Regions from separate parts of the Homo sapiens genome. Here region 1 is linked to region 2. A link is a loop called in an ENCODE intact Hi-C map of the cell type or tissue named here. Cell type or tissue: B cell. All regions are shown on one strand. Each heading gives the region's core, and the rest is flanking DNA. Links, peaks and the distances in the headings are about the cores only.

Region 1 (2,918 bases), core at 208-2,707, 310 kb after region 2:
TCTTGGGTTCAAGTGATTCTCCTGCCTCAGCCTCCCGAGTAGCTGGAATTACAGGTGTGTGCCACCACACCCAGCTAATTTTTGTATTTTTAGTAGAGATGGGGTTTCACCATATTGGCCAGGCTGGTCTCAAACTCCTGGCCTCAAATGATCTTCCCACCTTGGCCTCCCAAAGTGCTGGGATTACAGGTGTGAGCCACTGTGCCCCGTCCAAAGCAGGATTCTTGATTCTCCCTACCTCTCCAAGAATTCCCCCATTCCACCAGTTTCTCCTGCTATATTCTACATGTCAGTACGTAGTACTGAGCACCAACAATCTAAGAGCCATCTTGGATGCTGATCTGTTTTGTCCACATATTTTCTAGTCCATCAACTTGTTCTGGTGGCTTGTAGCTCTCTCTCCAAACATTTCTCCAATGCCTCCTTTCTTCTCCATTCCTACTGCTAAAATCCCACTCTATGCCATTATCCCCTCTTTCCTGGACTAATACCATGAATTGAGCAAGTCTCTTGGAATACCTTCTTGTCTCCTTTCTCCCTGCAAGCAGCAGCCAAGGGACCGTCTCAAAGCAGCAATCAGATCACATCACAAGCCCCCTCCCTCATCTCATTGTTTCACACATTTAAAGCCCTACAGCAGTTCCCTGTTGAAACTATCGGCTAGAAGTTGATAAGTTTGTAACAAAGGTTCTGAAATGGGAGTAATTTTGTCCCCCAGGGGACATTTGGCAATGTTTAGAGACATCTTTGGTTGTCACCACTTGGAGGTGATACTGGCATCTAGTGGGTAGGGCCCAAGGATGCTGCTAAACATTCTCCAATGCCCAGGACAGGCCCCCACAACTAAGAATGGCCAGCCCCGAATGTCACCGAGAAGCTCCAGCCTAAAGTGAGCAGTATCACAGTGTTTAAGATGAAAGAGTCAGGGACTCTGCCCCCAGCTCTAGCTGGAAAGTTCTTGTGCCAACAAGCCACTCATCTGCATTAATGAACATCTTCATTCAACTGCTCCCTTCAGCTGTTGCTAGGCAGGACCTTGATAGAGATGCAACAGAGAGAAGCTGAGCTGTGCTGAGAGGCTTGTACATTCTCACCAAGAAGCATAACTAGGGTGCTTGGAGTTGACATAACCCTGAGCAAATCATACCCTCATTAAAGAATAATCCAATTTAAAAAGAAAGTCTTGTGTACTCATGGGTTGTTTTTCCAAAGTTCTCAGAGGACAGATCATGAAAGCTTTGAACCACCAGACTGTACATGGCTGCCCAGTGAATTTGCAGAAAACAAAGGCCTCTGATTTTTTTTCCTCCAAGCTGTTAGTCTTAAGTGAAACAGGGTAAGAAAGTTCTGTTTATTATCTTTTGACAATTAAAGGATGACATAGGCAATGTGTTTTGATCTCTCACAAAAACTATGAAATTTTATTTCTTCTGGCGAAACATCTTTTCCAACAACATTCAACAAATTAACAAGAGCAACTTCAGAATGTGTGTTTTTTCCACCTAAAAATGCAAAAACAACTGTTCTTTTTGGCTTTATTAAGCTAAACAGACTTGATATAAGTCTAGCCTTTCCTGCTACTGAATAATCTCATGTAATATGAATACAGCCACCGAAGAGCTAATAATTGCTAATTATATCCCTCAACTAGATTTCCTGTTAACCATTTTTAACTTGGGTTTCCCCAGTGGGTAGGAAGCATTCTACGGTGTGGTTTACCAGAGAAGCCCTCTGAAATCCCCTTTCGTTTGATAGGGTAAAGCCAAAACCTATCTTTGCCTGACAGGTTCCTATATATACACACATATACATATACATATACATATACATATACATATACATATACATATACATATACATATACATAATGTATATGTATACATAACATTTATAAATATATGTTAATATTTATAAATATTATATATATAATTTCAACTTTTAGATTCATGGAGTACATGTGTAGGTTTGTTACATGGCGTATTACATAATAGTGAGGTTTGGGATGTGAATGATCTGATCCCTTCACCCGGGTGGTGAACATAGGACCCAACAGTTAGTTTTTCAACGCTAGCCCCTCTCCCTCCCTCTGTCATCTAGTAGTCCCCAGTGTCTATTGTTTCCATATTTAGGTGTCTGACAGGTTTCAAGAGCCCTGCAGTGACAAATAGACTAAGTAAAAGACAGGGACATGGTTTTGGCAGAAGACTGCATGAGAGACACAAAATGGATGTTCATAGGAGTCAGATATGTTGAGGGCTTAAGAATAGGATATTTTGGACTATCTTTATGCCAGTAGCTCTCAACTCTGGCTTCATATTAGAATCACTTGGAGATCTCTTTAAAAAGCACCAAAACCTGGGTTGGGCCCCAATCTCAGAGTTTCTGATTTAGTTGGCCTGGGGAATGACCAGGGCATAGGGATTTTTTAAAGTTTCCCAAGTGACTCTAATGAACATTGAGGGTTGAAAACCACTGCTCTAGACCAGGATTTCTTCACCTCAGCACTATTGATATTTTGGACTGCATCATTGTCCCGTGCGTGGTAGGATGTTTTGCAGCATCCCTGGCTTCTACCCACTAGATGCCAGTAGCACCCCTTCCCCAGTTGTGATAACTCAAAACGTCTCCAAACATTGCCAAATGTTCCCTGGGAAACAAAATCACCCCCTTCCCACATTGAGAGTCACTGTCTTGGCTACTGCATGTTAACTGTAGTTACACAGATAGTATGGTGGGTAAGTAGATGAGGGGTTGGAGATTCAACTCTATAAAATAAATACTAAGGAATAAGGAATAAAACAGTTGTTCAATGTCCCATCCTCAGCCCAGAGGCAGGATTAGTGGTTATCGTCTCTGACTGTACACTGAAACACCTTTCTTCTGGATTATAGGCACACAAACTAAACTGGCTCCTTTAT
Region 2 (2,918 bases), core at 224-2,723:
CCCTCAAATCTCAGCTCAAATTTCACCTCTTGAGGGAGCCATGTTTTTCCTGCCTTTTCTAGGCCTCTGGTTTTACCCGAGTTCTGATAATATCTGGCTTTAGGCACTCACCAGATGGTTGTGAATCTTTGCATACTTGCTGGTTTTCTCCCTAATCCCCAAGTGGCAAGAATATTCTTTTCACTTTGCATCACTTTCCACTAGCACAGCTCCTTCCCCAAGACCACAGCATAATAACTGCATTCAGAATGTGTGAGTGTGAAAATAGAGGAATGAATGAATGGGAGCTGACATTAACAATAGTACTGCACCCCAGCACCACCAGGAATCACGATGCTGAGCTGTCACTGTTGCAGAACAATTAAAAGCATCTCCTGCTAGTATCCTGAGCTACCTACCCCCTTCCTGCAGGAAAGACTTCCCGTCTTCCCACTGGCTCACAGAAGTGGCCTTTTCCTCCGGAAACCAGCGTGCATCTGTTAGCATCTTTTGTCTTTTGTGGGAAAGGGAGGATTCTGGCTCCAGACTGAAGAGGGACAGGCATGGTGTGTGGGTTCACAGAGCCCCAGACTCCAGACTCTGATGCCAGCATCTTTGTCTCAGCAAAGGTCATAATTGGATTTGGATGTTTAAGGCAGTCACTGATTTACTGTTCTCATTTTTCAAGTGTGAGAAATACTAACTCTGTGCTTTGCTTACTTCTAAAGGAACAAAGGCAGTATGAGCAGCCTTTAAATACTGCCACATAATACACTGAGAGCAGACATGACCACGTGCTACAAAGAGTCAGGGCTACGTAGGAAAGTTCACATCGGCGTGGGAAGTGAAAGTAAGCCACGTCACCGTTTCTGTCACGTGACAGCTGTGGGGTGTGGAGCAACTCACTGAGCCTCTTTCCTGGTGTGTAAGATGGGGATAATGATAGCTCCCATTCACTGACCGCTTCCAAAGTGCCTGACCCTGTTCTAAGCCTTCACTGTCATCCTGATTTTATAGTTAGACAGTTTGTCAGTGTCAGAAGCAGAATTGGCTACATAGTTTGCAAGTCCAGTGCCCTGGTTCAAAAATGATTAAGAATTTCAAGATGGTGGTAGCAGAGCAAAAAACCAAGCCCGGAGCCCTCCTTAGTGTGGCTCTTATGTGACTGCACAGGCTGCACACCCTGGGCAGAATTAGTATACAAATCCTGCAGCCTGACTCCAGAACCTTCCATCTTAACATCTATGCCACAAGAGCTGTCTCCTAAGGTGGCCGTGAGGTTGGAAATGAGACTAAGGCATTCCTGGCAGAGGGCACAGTGTGAATGATCTGGAAATACAGGCGTGGACAGGAAGATGAGGAAGGAATGATAAACTCTCATGGCTAAAGCTTTGGTGAGCTGAAGGAAACAGAAGTGTGCTGGTAGGCAGTACTGGCTGCAAACTGTGCCCTCCCTGAAGGCCAACTATAAAGTGCAAGGCCCTTGTACTTTATAGGCGACTGGTGTTGAGGATCGCTGGAAGGTTTAGAAGCAGGGGGTAGCATGGACGCAGGCAGAGAACTGCCCCTAGGGGGAAGTGTGGAGCAGAGCAGACTGGGGCCTGGGCACCCGCTAGAGGAGGCCGTTACAACCACACTCTAGGGATCTCATAGTGAGAGGCTCAGGGAGTAGAGGAAGGAAACAGGGAAAACTGAAGGTCTTCAAGGTAAGTAGAAATTATAGCTTTGGAATACGATCTGGAAACAGGAAACTGGGGGAAAGGAAAAGCTTCTGATGCCTGCTGGCCTGGCCTTCTGTTTGAGCGCCATCAGGCCCGTATGGAGTATCATGATGTACACAGACTGCCTTTGCACCCATAGAAAACAGGGTACATCTCTTCAGGAAGTAGAAACTCTTTGAGCAAAAGAAATCGATTTAACTTCCTAAAAACAACAGCTGTTACTGGCTATAAACTCAGTCATTTCTCAATTTGGGTTTTTCCCCCAAAATATTCCCTTCCAATTTTCAGAGGCATAATCAGTTCTGTGATTATGTTGCTTGCACATAATTAGATCACACAGTAATAATAATAACTGTAAACTCTGGAGGAAACAGAGTGCAATTAAAACCAGAAAGAAAAAAATCTCCCAAACCTCTCCCAGATTCTTCTCTCAAACTTGGGAGTGGGGCACCTCAAGCCCAGTGAAGGAATCAACATATTTTACCCCAAAATATATTTCTTTGACATATTTTGAGATGGCTGTTCACAGGGCCCGCAAACAGAAGCAGCCCTACAAAACTGTCTCATGTGGCGAAGATTTGCATCTGCAGAGAAAAACTACGTTGATACAGCCAGGCTTTCTCTGAGGCTCTCTCTTGTCCATATCTAGGAAAAACTGAGAGTCTGATACCTTTAAAGGTCTGAAAGAAACATTTACTATCTATTCTGTCTGAGAGCGGCTACCTCTGAGATTTCTCCTATGTAACAAGAACGCCTTTGCCAGCCAGGCCTCCTCTTCTCCCCATGCCATAATCTCTTTGCCAAGATCCAAGCCTCCAGTCTTTCTGTAACCTCAAGGCTTCTGTACCCCACTGCGGGGATTGGTAATCACTCTATGGTTCTCCTCCATGTGCACAATAAATTTGTATGCTTTTTCTCCAATTAATCTGCCTTTTAATTTATTATTATTATAAATTTTTTTTGAGACGGAGTCTTGCTCTGTTGCCCAGGCTGGAGTGCAGTGGTGTGATCTCAGCTCACTGCAACCTCCGCCTCCCAGGTTCAAGCAATTCTCCTGCCTCAGCCTCCCGAGTAGCTGGGATTACAGGTGCACGCCACCAAGCCTGGCTAATTTTTGTATTTTTAGTAGAGACAGGGTTTCACCATGTTGGCCAGGCTGGTCTCAAACTCCTGACCTTGTGATCCGCCTGCCTTGGCCTCCCAAAGTGCTGGGATTAC

What was found. Hi-C counts contacts between places; a loop is a spot of excess contacts. Peaks named below come from ENCODE experiments on the same cell type or tissue, not always from the same donor. Only the 100,000 strongest peaks of a DNase experiment are listed, where the experiment ranks them.
Region 1: a loop joins it to region 2, with 3 times the contacts of the local background. A loop is called at or near these places in 4 of 110 quality-filtered maps.

Annotation. Positions count from the first base shown.
Region 1 is chrX:13,255,732-13,258,649 of GRCh38, forward strand. No RefSeq gene overlaps it. Among named protein-coding and RNA genes, the nearest start is that of LINC02154, 46 kb to the right of the region's middle. RefSeq lists an enhancer at 1,632-1,681. In B cell, for the core only: no CTCF peak of the experiment used is centred there; DNase peaks (open chromatin) are centred at 1,090 and 1,710; H3K27ac peaks cover 1,847 bases.
Region 2 is chrX:12,949,502-12,952,419 of GRCh38, forward strand. No RefSeq gene overlaps it. Among named protein-coding and RNA genes, the nearest start is that of TLR8-AS1, 7.7 kb to the left of the region's middle. RefSeq lists cis regulatory regions at 669-1,081, 1,351-1,780 and enhancers at 709-1,003, 1,409-1,703, 1,634-1,863. In B cell, for the core only: CTCF peaks have their summits at 1,545 (motif pointing right) and 1,747; DNase peaks (open chromatin) are centred at 840, 1,560 and 2,290; H3K4me3 peaks cover 1,732 bases; H3K27ac peaks cover 2,404 bases.